Linked DNA regions of Mus musculus: region 2 is linked to region 1. A link is a loop called in an ENCODE intact Hi-C map of the cell type or tissue named here. Cell type or tissue: gastrocnemius. All regions are shown on one strand.

Region 1 (8,000 bases):
CACAATGGCACTGCCACCTCTGTCAATCTCTCTCTCTCCTTTCCTGTCTAAGGCCCTGGAAGATATAAGGAGAATCTGTACAACAGCTTTCTAAGTATCGGGGTGAAAGGTTCAGACTTCCAGATCTATTCTCACCCATGGGAAAACTGAAGGGAGGCGGGCAGTAGTGGCCACGCCTTTAATCCCAGCACTTGGGAGGCAGAGGCAGGCGGATTTCTGAGTTCGAGGTCAGCCTGGTCTACAAAGTGAGTTCTAGGACAGCCAGGGCTACACAGAGAAACCATGTCTCAACAAAACAAAACAAAACGAAAAGAAAGGAAAACTGAAGGGAGGAATACTAGGCCAATGCTGACTAATCCCAGAATGTAATGAATTCTTGGTGCTGCTATCTTTTTCTACTATATTTATTTCATATCTAGGTATTTTCCCACAAAGGGCCTGAGTTTCTTCTGGACTTCTTAGCAGGTTCTAGTCTTGGACTTAAGGCTATAGATCTGACACCCTGGGATAACCTTGGAAGTGGGTGTCAGGCCTGGCAGAATTAGAAGGAGGGAAAGCAGCTCTAGTCCCTCAAAGGACATTCAGAATGCACGGTGACTGCTTTCCTGTGCCTCCAACACCTGGAGCAGAGGTGACCCAGTCACCAAGGCCTATAAAGAGAGGAGGAGGCTTTTCTTTTTTTTTTTTTTTTTTTTTTTTTAAATTTATTTATTTATTATATGTAAGTACACTGTAGCTGTCCTCAGACACTCCAGAAGAGGGAGTCAGACCTCGTTAGGGATGGTTGTGAGCCACCATGTGGTTGCTGGGATTTGAACTCCTGACCTTTGGAAGAGCAGTCGGGTGCTCTTACCCACTGAGCCATCTCACCAGCCCCGGAGGAGGCTTTTCTACAGAGAATAGATACCTTTCTTCCTTTGCTTTGTGCTATCTTCACTGCTCTGTATGTCAGACTTGAAAGAGCAGCTCTGTCAACAGTAGCCACCTATCCTCAAACAATATTCACTATGACTGTCCTGCACTACATTGAGCAGCCAGTCCCATGGGTGGAACGACAGGTCTCAGTTCTAAAGCATCAACACTATCTTCTCTTCTTCCTCATCCCCCTGACAGGACAGGTTTTGGCACAGTTTCTTGATACCAACAGCCCTGAGGCACTTGGATGCAGGATGGGGCCTAGAAGGATTTTTTTCCAGACTGTCCTAGGGGAATATGAGGGCTTCTCACCCTGTCTGTGAGTAACAGACCATGACAGCCCCTGACAGTCTAAGGCAGATCAGGAAAAGGTTGGAAGCTAGAGGCAGATCCTGTGTTTCTCAAGGGCCTGAGGTTACTAAAAAAGAAGACAGTTCTAGGAGTGGAAGGAAGGTAAGGATGGGAGTCGGAAAGCGTGGTGAATTCTACTGGTATTGCCTTTTAACCCTCCAACCTATCTTGCCTCCACCCCAGTTTAGCCTCATAAAGCACAGATCAAAGAATTTTGAAGATTTTAAGACAGGAAAATTTTGAGAAATGCCACCTTTGGGAAACTGGTAGGAAATCCTTCCATTACCTTCATTCATCCTTCTCTCCCTGGCCCTAGCATATAGACAATAAAGGAAGTAAGGGAACAGGGTATAGATAGCTGGACTGGAAATGTATCCTTCTCGCCAGGAAAGCCATCACTGTAAGAGCCAGAGGGGACCTAAGACTCTAGAGCTACATGGATCCAGGAACACTCCTAGCTTTCTTGTAGGGCCTTGCATTTTACCACTGTTTTTATTGTAGTAGTGGGACAAGAGGTGTAAACTACCCCGGACACTTTAGCATAACAGTTTCCAATCATTTTTATTATAGCATGGAAACTTGTGATAAGATTTCCACTAGGAAAAATGTAGTTTTCCTTGGTAGATTTGCCTTTTGGTTAATAGTTGAGGTAGCTGAAGCATTTCTTTCCCTTAGACCTTAAAACATGGCAGAATTCTACAGAGAGGGCTGAAGGATAATTACCTCTGGAACAGGCCACACAAAGGGTATGGTTCCCCACTGTGTCTCTTATAAACTCTATCTGCTGACTTTCCTAAACTGCTCCAACAATCAGGAGCCAGCGACATGAGACTTCAGGCAGTGGAGGACAGAACACATTGCTTACACTTTTCATCTGACTTTCTTCTCTCCTTACCTACCTATTTTTTCTTGCCCAATGCTCCCAGGAACTCTCCAAATCCAGAACATAAAGCAACTTCAGAGCAGGATTCAATTTGTTCTTCCTCTCTGGGTCTGGCTTCCACATCTGTATAAGGAATGAGTCAGATAAGATGAGCTCCAAGTTCCCGTCTTTATAACATTAATGTTCTAAGATTCAGACCCAAATTCACCAGATCTCATTTGGGTGTCATTTTCCATGTAACTGCTATGGTACTTATTTCCTATCGAAATGTGTAGAAATGGCCCCCAACTCTACCCCTTTCAGATTTCCTCTACCACAGCCCCAGGTCCATGGTCCCTAGTTCTTACCCTTTTTCTTCAGGGACCTCAAAGTTTTACCCCACCCCCCTTCCATAGTGTTATACTCTCTGAGATCAACCCATCTAGTCAAAACTGCAGGAGCAAGAGCACAGCCTTACCTACAATTCTGGCTGCAAATTTAAGCTGCAAACCTGAGTAAATCAGCACAACTCCATCTCTTCTGGAGGTCCTGCCAGTTGGGGGGAAATCCTGGCACCTTTCCCCAATGCCTCCCCTTTTCTTCCACCTCGCTATTCTCCATGCCAGAACGCAAAGTGGCCAGTGATTGATGGGCCCGGATTCCTGGTAACCGCACCCAGTGGCCCAATCCTCCTCCCTTATCCAATCCCTCCCCTGTCCCTATTCAGAGATCAGATTGTCTCATGTTGGTCCCTGAGGTCCCATTAATTAAAAATACATCCAATTAAATGGCAGGTGAAAACGTGCTATTGGCGCACTACACCCCCCTGCCCCAGCTTGGTCTTTCCACCCCCACCCCCCTTTTAAGGCTCAGCTGTGCTTTGAGCTGAGGAAAAAAAAAAAAGATGTGGGGAGAGAGAGAGTAGAGGAAGATGTAGGGTAGGAATATGACATGGGGGTGTGCTTGAACCTCTGCCAGGGTAGCATGTGCCAGTCTGGGAGAGTGGCACCATGCCCTGGTGTCTAATTTTTTGAGGTGTGAGTAGGTTAAGTCAGCTAGGCACCACCTCCATTTCTCTTAAAGGGGCAGAGGGCAGTTAGATAGTGTGGCTAGCTGTTCTACCCTGCTTCTGAATTTGACAGGCAAGGAACAAAAGGAAAGGGCAGAGGGATCTCTGGAGTGGGTAAGATGTTCAGGAGGGAAAGGTCTGATTCGTCTTGGTATAATACCTACCTCTGCTATTCTCCAAACTAGGAAGATAAAGAGCAACTAGCTAGGACCCAGGTGGAAAGGCATAGGGACACTCTGGGGCTCAGCTATGCCTACTCATGCCTATAAGAAGGCTAAGAGAAAAATGGAGAGAGGAGGAAAGGAGCCATAATTTGGGTGGGAGCAGATAGGACAGATAGGATCAAATATACACAGATGTATGTTCATGTGGACACCATGCCCCTGAGCACCTTAAGCTCCAAGGGATCTGTCCTGTTGACTCTTTCTGTAAGCAAAACACAGCAGCAGTAGCACTTGCCATAGCCTGGCTGTCCACAGCGCTTCACAATCACTGATTGATCTTGCTTTCTTCCAATTTATGAAGTCCTAGCATTTTACCAGTTAAGACATCTGCCTCCAACCCAAGGTCCCCCTCAAGTGATACAAGTCTAACAGACACTGAGCACTGTCAGAAAAGGACTCACAAAGGAGTGACTAAGGGTAGCACTCAGAATCAGGCATGAGCGAGGGTGCCAACTCAGGGTTTCGGCCTGGCTGCCTTGGCAGCCTCAGCACCTCCTCACTTCACTTTAACGCTAATTGGAGATTTTAATCTGCACTGCTGCTCTGCTCGGGGTGCTGGGGGGAGCACCAGCTGTGCAGTAATTCCAGCAGCACCGACTGTTTAATCAAGCTGTCCTCCTGGGGAGGGGCCTTCAGGCATGGGGGAAGGAGGAAAAGGAAGAAGACCCTGTCATCTCCCTGAGCCTGTTCATTCTGACTGAGTATAAACTGTGGGGTCCTCAGTCCCACAGGATCCCAAGCCACTTGGCATGCCCAGCGAGTCATGACATGGCACAGAGTCCCCACCATGCTGTTTTCTGATACATTTTTTTTTTTGGCTCAGAGCTCTCTAGAGTCCTAGATGTGGTTTGCCCAAACAGACACAAAGATCTATTAAACTTGAATCCTGTAGGTTTGTGTTGGGGGTGGGGGTTGGCTGTCAGGGGGAGAGATGAGGTCACCCACTATTTTAGACTCCATTCTTTCCATACTTTCTCACAAAGACACTTTCCTTTGAATACTTGTAGAAAACCTTTTCCCTTGTGAAACCATTCAACCCCATCCTCCTGGACTGGAACTCAACATCTTGAAGGGATGAGGACAGTGGGTTAAACAGCTGGAGTCAGGCAAACCTTGAAGAAGACATAGCTCCTGGAACTTAAGTTCAGCTGGGTATCCACTCAATCACAGGCCCAAAAGACCAAGTATTTAGGCCTCAGGCCATTTTAAGGGAATTACAAGTGGTATCAGTTATTTTTTTGGCTTCTGGGCCAGGTTCTCTGGCTCTCTGGGAGTGTTTCTGATCATTCCCTGAAAAGAGCGCCCTCATCCATCTGTTTCCTAAGGGGCTTGGATTTTAATTGGCCAGCAGTGCCCTCGTGTGGTAGAAATCAGAACTGCAGTTGCCCCACTGGTCAGGTAACCTGACTGATAAGACAACTAAATAGCAGTTGTAACCTTTGCCATTAGGGAAGTTCATGGGCATGTAGTACCTGACTACATTCTGACATGTCCTGCTTTCTAACAACTCTGACACACATGCTTCTAGGAAACAGCACCTGACTAGTGTCTGGGTTTGATGGTTGTTTATGGGATGGATCCAGAGGCACTTATCTGGACCTGCTGCTTTGGCTGTCTGGGTTGCAGAGGTGAGAAGCACTGCCGAGAGAGAAGTCAGAAAGTCTAAAGGATAAGACAGGGTCACCGCTAGCATCCGGGAGGCAGGAAGATGCTCTAACCCTGACAACTCTCCATAGAGCCCAGAATAAAGCTGACATCATAGTTACAAGAGTAACATCTACTGGTAGACTATACCCTAGCTAGAGCTGTTCCTTTTCCATTCGCTGGGATATGTGGGTGTTAGGGACAGAGGCAAGATACTGGTCCTAAAGAACAGACACTAGATAAACACTCAAAAGAGCCAGGTATTCTTCCAGTTAAGCCTTCAAAATTTCAGCTTTCAAGAGGGAGGCTATGTGTTACTGGATCGTTCTTCACCATCATCACAGTCTGTTTACTACCTCCACTACCTGCTAAACAGGAGGGAAACGGTTCTAAACTACAGAAAAGGGATGGACACCTGATGGACACTAGAAGGGCATCCTAAATACTAGGACTTGGAAACTACTGAGAAGAAGAGCTGAGTCACAAACGCCTTCCATTTTTGGAGACACTGAACAAAAATATTCCTTGAGAAACTAGATGTAGAACCTAGAGTCCCAGTTCATATGAGAGGCAGGGAAAGGAAATAAACACGAGTGATAGAGACAGAGCTAGAGGCCACCCATCATCTGTGAAGTGAGTGAAACACCGTACCTACTCTCAGGTAGGGAAGGTGGAGATGCCGGCTCTGGGAATGACTGCAGAGCTGCAGGCCTCCACTTCTGGTGTCTCATGCAGTGTTTGGATAGGTGGACTTTTCCACTGAACCTAGAAAGAAGGCAGTGAAGTTCATTAGAGGCAAGAAGAGATAGCATTGTCCTATCTTGACTTAAAGAAATAGAAAACAGGGCTGGTGAGATGGCTCAGCGGATAAGAGCACCCAACTGCTCTTCTGAAGGTCCTGAGTTCAAGTCCCAGCAACCACATGGTGGCTCACAACCATCCTTAAGGAGATCTGACTGGTGTGTCTGAAGACAGCTGCAGTATACTTATATATAATAAATAAATAAATATTAAAAAAAAAAGAAATAGAAAACAAAACAAAAAACAGCTTTTGGGGGAAAAGTGTTTTGTATATGAAGGGGTATGGGTAAGGGAGATATTCACCCTAAAGGAGGTTGAAAGTAACTGAATAATAATGTCAGTACTCCCGTGTAGAGGCATATCTATCTGGTAACACAGGAATGAAGTAACTGCTACTGTTAGAGAGGGCTCACTCATTCTAGCTGGAGAGAGCTTGTTAACTACTAGGTAGGATACCAGAATAGGGCCAAATAAAAACTCAGGACACTTTTTTGGGGATTTCAGAGAAGAAACTGCCCTTGTCACAAGTGGGGTGCTACTCCATGTACAATCAGGCCAGTGGCTTCTGACTGGCTTTAAGTCCCTACCTGGCTTCAAGTATTGTGAATGAGATTGTTTGAGAGGCTCTGGATGCAAGGTAACTGATGGGTGTCTGGAGTTCTTCAAAGGCCATCCCTGCTGCTGCTATCTGCAAAGAAAAATAAGAAGCTACATTAGACACAGGACAAGCAACCAGTGCAAAGAGGGTATGTGGTCATGCATCGGAGATTACAATGTTGACAGCTACAGTAACAGTAACAGTATGATGGTTGCTTTTTCTCCAATTCTCTTAAACCTACATGCCCCCAAAGTGGCAAATGAATCTTAAGAATTCTTCCAGAAGAGCTGACTGTTCCAGATTCCTACCTCCAAAGACTAGTTCCCAGGATGATAAGTAAAAAACCATGGCCCTGATACTTAAGGTATATGTCAGAAAATTTAATAGAATACAAGCTGTGAAACACAGAAATACTATAGAGGCCAATGCATGTTATGGTTAATGCAAGATTCTAACTTGGAGGGGGTAACATAACTTTAGACCAGACCACCATCTTCAATTGGAGGTTCTCTTGTTCATCACAGCTTCTTTAAGGAGTTTAAAGTCAGAAAATGGCCTTAGTTATGAAACAGAAAGGTTTACAAGAGTAGATTAGTTGCAATTTGGGTAACTAGGTTTATTGTGCATTTCCTTTGCAGGAACAAAGTCTTTGCATGGAGATTAACCCCATATTCCTATATTCTTTCAACTATAATGCAGTGGACTGACCACAAATGATACACAATGGGATCTGTCTCCTTGTTATCCACGGACAGTATCAGTTGGTAGATCCCTAACACAGACCTTAACTATCTTCATGTTGCTCAGCATTTTGCTGCTTTCGTCAGCATTTTCCTTTTTGCTACTAACAGGTTCCCAATTTTTTATGTCCAGTAAAAGCAAGCATAAGGAGGTACAGCAGACCCAGCCCCAGGATGAGATGACTTATAGTATCTGTCCCATAGGCCAGCCCTGATAAGCTTATTTTTGGTTCTGACCACTGTGCAACACTTTTCCTTATGCACGGTCCAAGAACACCAAATAGCTTCCCCTAGCTCTACAAATAAGAGAAAGGCAGAAGGTGCCCACCAACTCTCCTGAGTCATGATTCCATATCCCATTCAGTGAAACTCCCTCTAGCCTTGCCTCAAGGTGCTCTCTCTCCATTTGGATTCTTCCGACATAAATTTATTATAATGACAAAGAACCTAAGCTGAGATTTGGTATGAATTTTTCACTTTGCCTCTGAGGAGGTTTTCCCTAGTATCAGTCCCTTAGTTTGGGGCCAAGGGTTCTTTGAAAATTTGGGGTAACTCTACGGGCATTAAGATCTTTGGCTATGACTACCACTTTCTTCCCAACAATTTAGTTATATTGTTAAAAATTATTTGTAAAATTTGCATGCCATTCTTTTTTCAAAATTACATTTATGTATATGTGTATGGGAGGGATGCCTGTGCCAGTGTTTGTGGAGGTCAAAGGACAACTTGCAGGTATTGGTTCTCTCCTTCCATTATGTGGGTTCTAGGGATAGATCTCAATTTGCTAGACTAGGCA
Region 2 (8,000 bases), 170 kb before region 1:
TGGCATGCAGGTGTACATGCAGCTGAGCACTCAGACAATAAAGTAAATAAATAAAAGTAAATAAATAAAAGTAAATCTAAAAAAAAAGTGATTAAGAAGACGAACCTAGTTTTTGGTCAGGTGGTGATGGTGCATGGCTTTAATTCCAACAGTCCAGAGGCTAAGGCAGGAAGATTTCTGTGAGTTCAAGGCCAGCCTGATCTACAGAGCAAGTTCCAGGATAGTCAAGGCTATACAAAGAAACCTTGTCTCAAAACAAACAAACAAAACTAAATAAATGAAGTAAAGCTTCATTTTTGTTGTTCCATGGCTTTGGGCTTAGTTTTTGTTTTTAAGGTTTATTTATTTGTATTTATGTGTATGTGTTTGCGTTTATTTACATTTATTCACATGTATTTGAGTTTAGCATGTTCTTGCCTGATGCCCAAGGGGTCCGGAAGAGGACATCAGAACTCCTGGAACTGGAGTTAGACATGTTTGTGAGCCACTATATGGATGCTGGGAACTGAACCCAGGTCCTTCCTTTGCTAGAGCAGCCAGTGCTCTTAACCACTGAGCCATTGCTCTGGCTCACTTTGGCCTTTCCAACATGACATCTTGGCGTCTTGATATGTAGCCCCAGCTGGTCTCAGACTCCCTATTTAACTGAAGCTGTTCACGTACTTGTGGCCATCTTCCTGCCTCTGCTGGGCTTATAAAATCTGTGCCATCATAAAATACCTTGGTGTGAAGAAGCCTGGGAGATGGCTCAGCTTGCTGCGAGCCTGAGGGCCTAAGTTCTCCTTTCAGGAACCACACAGTGAGGAGAGAACAGACTACCATAGTTGACCTCTGACCTCCACAAGAGCACCATGGTATTGGTGTTTCCACATCCAGAATGAATACTGTTTTTAATTTTAAAATGCTTTAATTGGAAAATGTACATTGACATCTAAACTACCAAGCATCAAATTCCAGTTTCTATTGAATCTTTTTCAAATATACACTACTATAAAGTCAAAACTTCAAGGTACTATTTGTATACAGATCCATGAGAGCACTGACAGCCCAAATGTAAACCTTTATGCTTTTACCAGTATCTTTTTGTTTGTTTGTTCTTTTGTGTTGTTGTTTTGTTTGTTTGTTTGTTTTTCCGAGACAGGGTTTCTCTGTGTAGCCCTGGCTGTTCTGGAACTCACTTTGTAGACCAGGCTGGCCTCGAACTCAGAAATCACCTGCCTCAGCCTCCCAAGTGCTGGGACTAAAGGCGTGTGCCACCATGCCCAGCCTTTCTTTTTCTTTTTAACTTAAGACAGTATCTCACCACATAACTCTGGCTGGCCTGGAACTCTCTTTGTAGACCAGGCAGACCTGCCTCTGTCCTGAGTGCTGGAAATGAAGGCGTAAGCCACCATGATCTGAGTTAGTAGCATCTTGACAAAGTTGCAAAGCCCATTTAATGAACAGATACAATCTTTGAGACAGTGCTTTGCTATTTTGCCCAGAAGGTCCCTGAATTCAGTCAATCCTCTTGCTGGGTCTCCCTAATAGCAGAGGTTACAGACATGTACCACAATACCCGATAAAAGATATTTTAACTAATGGCACCGTCACAATTTAATACTCACATACTAAAAGAGTAATTTAGCTCTTTGCTTCTCATGATGCACAAAAATAATTCTAAATAGGTCTTAAGGAGCTGGAGAGATGACTCAGTGGTCAAGAGCACTTGCTGCTCTTGCAGAGGACCCCAAGTTCAGTTCTCAATCACTAAACATCCAAAGGTTCACGACAGCCTGTAACTCCAGGGGCTCTAATGCCCTCTTCTGGACTCCACAGGCATCTGCATATGCATGCACATGCACAGATATAGACATACACATAAATAAGAATAACCACTAAAAAAATAGATCATAGCCAGGTGGTGATGGCACGTGCCGTTAGTTCCAGCACTCAAGAGGCAGAAGCAAAAGGATCTGTATGAGTTCAAGGCCAGCCTGGTCTACAGAATGGGTTCCAGGACAGCCATGCTATGTACAAAGACGATGTTTCAAAAACAAAACAAACAAACAAACAAAAGACTAAACAAACAAGAAAAATAGATCATAAACCTAAATATCAGAGCTGAAGAGATAAAATCACAATGAAACATCAAAAAGTTAAATAAATAACAATGGGAGAAAATTTGTAGCCTTGGGTTAGGCAAAAGATTATTTATTTGTTTGTGTGTTTGTTTGTAGTGTTTCCAGACAGGGTTTCTCTGTGTAGCCTACCTGTCCTGAAACTGACTGTAGATCAGGCTGGCCTGGAACTCAGAGAGCGGCCTGCCTCTGCTTCCCCAGTGTGGGGACTAAGGATTAAGGGCTTGTGTCTCCTCTGTCGGCTTGCAAAGGACTTTTTTTGTTTTGTTTTGTTTTTTGGTTTTTCAAGACAGGGTTTCTCTGTATAGCCCTGGCTGTCCTGGAACTCACTCTGTAGACCAGGCTGGCCTCGAACTCAGAAATCTGCCTGTCTCTGCCTCCCAAGTGCTGGGATTAAAGGTGTACACCACCAGGCCCGGCCTTGCAAAGGACTTTTAAAAGAAAAACATTTTAATTGCGTATATTCATTTAGTGTGTGTGTGCTGCAAATAGCAAGAGAAAATCTTTGTAAATACTTATTTCACTTGAGATATTGTATGTAGGATATATAGAGAACTCTTAGATGCCAATAATAAAAAGAAAGTAACCCAATTTAACTGGGCTATAAAATGGGCAAAGGTGGCACAGGCCTTTAATCCCAGCACATGGGAGGGAGAGGCAGGCAGATTTCTGAGTTCGAGGCCAGCTTGGTCTACAGAGTGAGTTCCAGGACAGCCAGGGCTATAGAGAAACCCTGTCTCAAAAAAAAAAAAAAAAAAAAAAAAAAAACCAACAGCAAAAATGTGACTACTTGAAAAGATGGCCTATTGCATTACCTAAAAGAATAACTATCATCAGGGCTGGAGAGATGGCTCAGTGGTTAAAAGCACTGATTGCTCTTCTGAAGGTCCTGAGTTCAAATCCTAGCAACCACATGGTGGCACTCAACCACCCATAATGAGATCTGACACCCTCTTCTGGGGTGTCTGAAGACAGCTACAGTGTACTTAGATATAATAATAAATAAATCTTTAGACTGGAGCAAGCGGGCCGACCAGAGTGAGCAGGGTCTACCGGAGTGAGAAGAGATCCTGAATTCAAATTCCCAGCAACCACATGATGGCTCACAACTATCAGTACAGCTGCAGTCTACTCATATATACATAAAATAAATAAATAAATTTAATCTAAAAAAAAAAAAGTAATATCATCAAAGAGACAGGCAACCAGTATTTGTGGTGGCTATGAAGAAACAACTCCTTGTGCCCTTTTGGTGGTGTAAAATGCTACAGCTGCTTAGAAAAAAAAAAACAAAAACAAAAAACAAAAACAAAAGCAGGTAGGCAATCCATAAAGAGTTAAATATAAATTTCTCGCAGCCCAGTAGTTTTAATTTTACTCTAAGGAACTTAAGAGAAATGGCAACACATCCATACAAAGGCATCTACAAGACATTTACTCAAAACAAACAACCCAAAGAAACCCAGATTAATGTTAATAGACAAATAATCTGTGCTTTTTCTATACAACAGAATGAAATAGTATTCATCAATAGAAAGGAACGCCTGGGACACAGCACTGGATGGAGGCTTGCTCTGATACAACAGAGCAAACGTCACATGCTGCAAGAGTCCATTTATGTGAAATGTCCAGAAAAGTTTAGAGAGCAGAGCAGCGATTGCTTGGGGCTGGAGTTGGAAGCTGCAAGCAAACAGGAAAGGCCTTCTTAGATCCATTGAAATATCCTATAACTAGATGGGATGACGTCAGAACTCAGCAAACACAGACCGACCCAACAATGAACAGTTTCAAGGGACACCAGAATGGGTGACTTGTTACGATACTGTAGTGGTGCTTCAGGGAAGGAAGAGACAGGGAGGACCCAGGCTGCAGTTCCAGAATTACAAACTGAGTTCAATGACACTAGCCCTCTAGCAAGAGGCAGGGATGAGGAGTGTGCATAAAGTGGGGGTCAGCACTTCAGAGTCAAAAGAACTAGAGTTCTGGGCTGATGAAGACGCTTGACCTGTAAGAGACAGACCTTTGAGACAGAATCTGATACTCTGAGTTCAATCCCTGGGACCCACATGATAAGATGGAGGAGGCCGAAAGTTGCTGTACTCTGACCTTCAAAAGCATGCTATGGCATGGCCCCCACCTCCAATACACACTCGTCCACAAATTAATAAATAAATGTAGTAAGTTTTAAAGATGCCCTCGCATGCATAAATTCACACTTATACACATATATACGTAATTAAAATATTCTTAAAAGTTAAAAAAAAAAGAACTCGAAAGAAAAGCAGTATGGTGTGGTTTCAAACGCTATCATCGTTCGAGAGGTAAATAGCAACACCAATCACAGACCATCAGCTACCTCGGCCGCCTGCCCCATTTTCTCTGTCTTTTGTAAATGGAAAATAGCTTTGTGATCACAGGCAGTTCGTTAGTAAGCAAATCCATGACTGTGAGCATTGGATGCCAATGAGCTCTCAGAACCCAGGATCAGTGCTGGTCCAGGATATTCGCTCTGCAGCTGGATCAAGATGTAGCAGTACCTGCTGACGGCAGAGGGCGCCCCGACGCAAAGCGAGGTCCGGACACGCCCACGGACACGCCCCCCACGTGACTTTGGCGTGGCGTCACACCCGGAAGCAGCCCTGCAGCGGAGCGGGCAGCAATGAGTGGGGAGCCAGCGCCGGTGTCCGTAGTGCCCCCTCCCGGGGAGGTGGAAGCAGGCAGTGGAGTCCACATCGTGGTGGAGTACTGGTAAGCCACTCGGGTTGAAAAGGAGCCTCTTGTGCTCGCCCGCAAGATGGGGGTGGATCCACGGGAGGCCCCACCCCCGGAACCCCAGCTCACTCCACGTCTCTTCTCCCCAGTAAACCCTGCGGCTTTGAGGCGACCTACCTGGAGCTGGCGAGCGCTGTGAAGGAGGAGTATCCGGGCATTGAGATTGAGTCGCGACTCGGGGGGACAGGTGAGGTCCGCAGAGCACCTGCTGAGTCAGTCCATGTGATAAAACTCCAGCTCTCCCTACATTCTAGAGCTGACATTGGCTGTTGTATATAAAGCCCCTAGTAGGGTCTGACACATAGCAAAAATGCCTACTGTGGGTTTGGAGTGAAGGAACTCTTAATGGCGTATTGGAAAGACGCACGGGTGAGGACTTTGGGGTTTGGGGCTGAATGGCTTCAGGATCGGTGTCTGCCGAGGCCATGAACAGTCTTGCTTGGACTCGAGGTGGTGCCAAGGACCTCCCTGAACTTCTGCCTGTTGTTCTTAGTTCGTTCTTGCATTTATTTCCTACCAGGGGCCTTCGAGATTGAGATCAATGGACAGCTGGTGTTCTCCAAGCTGGAGAATGGAGGGTTTCCTTATGAGAAAGACGTGAGTATTTAATGTACCTCGGGAGGGTGGCTGAGACGAGACACACCCTCCTCTCCTGTGCATGACACTCGCCCATGTCTCTGTCCGCTAGCTCATGGAAGCCATCCGAAGAGCCAGCAATGGAGAACCTGTAGAAAAGATCACCAACAGCCGGCCTCCCTGTGTCATCCTGTGACTAAGAAATGATTCTTGGAAGCTTGGTTCTGGGGTTTAAACCTTTCCTTGTGGTTACGCTAGGAATCCCTCTACCTTTAGCCCCTCACTTGGCCCTAGGTAACTAAGACCCTGACTTCACTTTGCCTCTTAGGGCACAAGGAGGGACTAGACATTTCTGTGGCCAAAGGCAGAAAAGAGATGTTCTCTGTGAACATCACCATCGCTCTCCCGGGATCTGTGCCCTCTGCAGTTTGGTCCTCTCCCCAGCGTGGCAATACCTTTCAGATGCCACGGTTGCTATAACTTATTTTCCCTGAATCCTGGGCAGTGTCGGCTCTTGGCAATAAAGAGTAATTACAAATGCTTGTGTCAACTGGCGTGTGTTTATGTCCAGCCTGTGCGGGGGGCACACAGGTCAGTCTGGCCCTGCTAACACCTAGTGGGTGGGACTAACACCTAGTGGGTGGGGTTTTCCTGGATGGATACTTCTTTCTAAGGCAAGGAAAACAAGTCACATGGCAATGCTCTCCACAAGCTCCCCTCTCCCACTGGGAGGACAGGACTTCATTCTGGGGGTAGCCTTGGAATGAGTGTGTCCAACGGAGTATTCTGGGGGTAGCCTTGGTATGAGTGTGTCCAACGGAGAATGACCCTGTTGCCAAAGGGCCTTCAGAAGGAATCCTAACTCCCCAGTCCCTCAAGCCCAAAGCCAAATTGTCTCAAACTTTTGGAAGATCTCTACACACTCACTCCAGGAGGAGCTGTGTGTCAGATGAGCAATACGGTTTGACCCGGCCCGGGACCACTCTCAGACATAGGCTGGGGTCCAGTTATTTTACAAATCTCATTGCAAATGGAGAAAGGGGACAGCACCCCCCGACTTTCATATAACACCCACTCTCCCACTGTATCCTTATTTCATCTTTAAAAAAAAAACAAAAAACAAAAGTAAAAACAGAACAAAATAAACTCTGTACAAAGACCAGTCTGGGTGCAAGTGCTGTCCCCCTCTTGGGATGCACGTGCCTCAGTCCTAGTGGGGTGTCCTGCTCCCAGGATATTCACCTGGGGCCTCCTCCCTTGCAGGCTGAGCTTCCCTCAGTCTTCAGAACCAAGAGAGCCAGGCCAGGTAAGGAATACCCACTGGACCCTACAGTCTGTCAGGGCAGTCAGGGTCTGTAATCCTCTGGGGCTGAACAGTGTGCTGTCTCTTCCGGCCAGGCGGGGCCCTCTTAACCACTCAGGATTGAAGCATCGAGCGAGGTTCCTCAGGGCACGTTCCTGGCATAGCCGGCTGCCCTGGATGTCATGTGGCCAGAGGACCTTCTCCCTGCTTTGTGGCGGGCGATGGAGACCACAAGTTAGGCCTTCCTTCCCCACTCTGAAGACAGAGGATGTCTGCACATGTGACCTCATACTGGCACATCCAGGCCTAGGTACTCAGGGTTCTCTGCAGTGGGGGTCCCTTCAAAGGTACTTGGTGGAGGACCCTGCTCCGATGAGTTCTGGTCCCAGTAATAGAGGTTGTCAAAGGCTGGGCTGAAGGCAGGAGAAGGGTGGGGCTGAGAGGCAGTGCCTGCTCTGGGTGCTAAGTATTCAGGGTTCTCCACAGCACCCCCAAAGGCAAAAACGTCTTTGACAACCCCATTTTTCCCAGGAGAGAGAGTCTTGGGTCTTTCTAGAGTAGCACCAGCAGGTCGGATGGGAGGCGGAGGACCCTCTGGGGTCAAGGGAGACTGAGGCCGAACCTCTGGCTGGTTCACATACTCTGAGGAGAGAAGAGATGTTGTTAGGGAAAGGGTCCAAGATATTCCTGCCCCATCATTGCCCCTCAGTGGGTGTAGCCTGAGGGTTCTCAACTCCCCTCTCCTCCCAATCTCTCGGGCCTGGATTTCATACCGGGCTGGGGGCTGCAGGCCAGGGGAGCAACGTAGCCATCAGTCTCGGGGGGCAGAGGTAATGTGGGATCCTCACTGTACCGCTGTAGAGGGCTGAGGTCATGTGGAGAGAGGCTCTGCAGTCCTTTGGTTACCCCCACTGCCAGGTCACCATCAAACACATCGGAGCCAGCCCCTTCGGAGGGAGCCAGTGGAGATCTGGGGGGCTCTTCTTCCGAGGGCTCCAGGCCCAGTGTCAGCTCACCACCGCCACTCTGGGGTAAGAGAAGGTCATGATGGGAGCTACTCAAAAGTCTGCGAGGGGAACAACGGGGTCCCAGGAGAGAAACACAGGTCACGATGGTGGCAGTGATGGAGAGAGTGGGGCCCCAAGGGTTGGAAAGCAGCCATGGTAATGGAATCTTCAGGAAAGGTGAGGGTGGGGGAGCTCAAAGGGCAGGACCATCCCTATTCCGAG

Evidence for each region. Hi-C counts contacts between places; a loop is a spot of excess contacts. Peaks named below come from ENCODE experiments on the same cell type or tissue, not always from the same donor. Only the 100,000 strongest peaks of a DNase experiment are listed, where the experiment ranks them.
Region 2: it touches region 1 in a loop (2.5-fold over the local background); 5 of 42 quality-filtered maps call a loop at or near these places.

Annotation. Positions count from the first base shown.
Region 1 is chr11:98,262,024-98,270,023 of GRCm38, reverse strand. It overlaps Mir5119 (microRNA 5119), which reads right to left and starts at 7,418; the gene lies at 7,362-7,418. It also overlaps a transcript of Cdk12 not described here. In gastrocnemius, no CTCF peak of the experiment used is centred here; DNase peaks (open chromatin) are centred at 2,735, 3,123, 3,963 and 4,779; H3K27ac peaks cover 206 bases.
Region 2 is chr11:98,435,726-98,443,725 of GRCm38, reverse strand. It overlaps Erbb2 (erb-b2 receptor tyrosine kinase 2), which reads right to left. Exons shown (of 27, transcript NM_001003817.1): 26 at 7,545-7,797; 27 at 6,010-7,413. The coding sequence ends at 7,058. It overlaps Mien1 (migration and invasion enhancer 1), which reads left to right and starts at 4,738. Exons shown (of 4, transcript NM_025559.2): 1 at 4,738-4,868; 2 at 4,982-5,079; 3 at 5,413-5,489; 4 at 5,581-6,018. The coding sequence starts at 4,780. The coding sequence ends at 5,664. In gastrocnemius, a CTCF peak has its summit at 4,676 (motif pointing right); a DNase peak (open chromatin) is centred at 4,723; H3K4me3 peaks cover 1,247 bases; H3K27ac peaks cover 1,074 bases.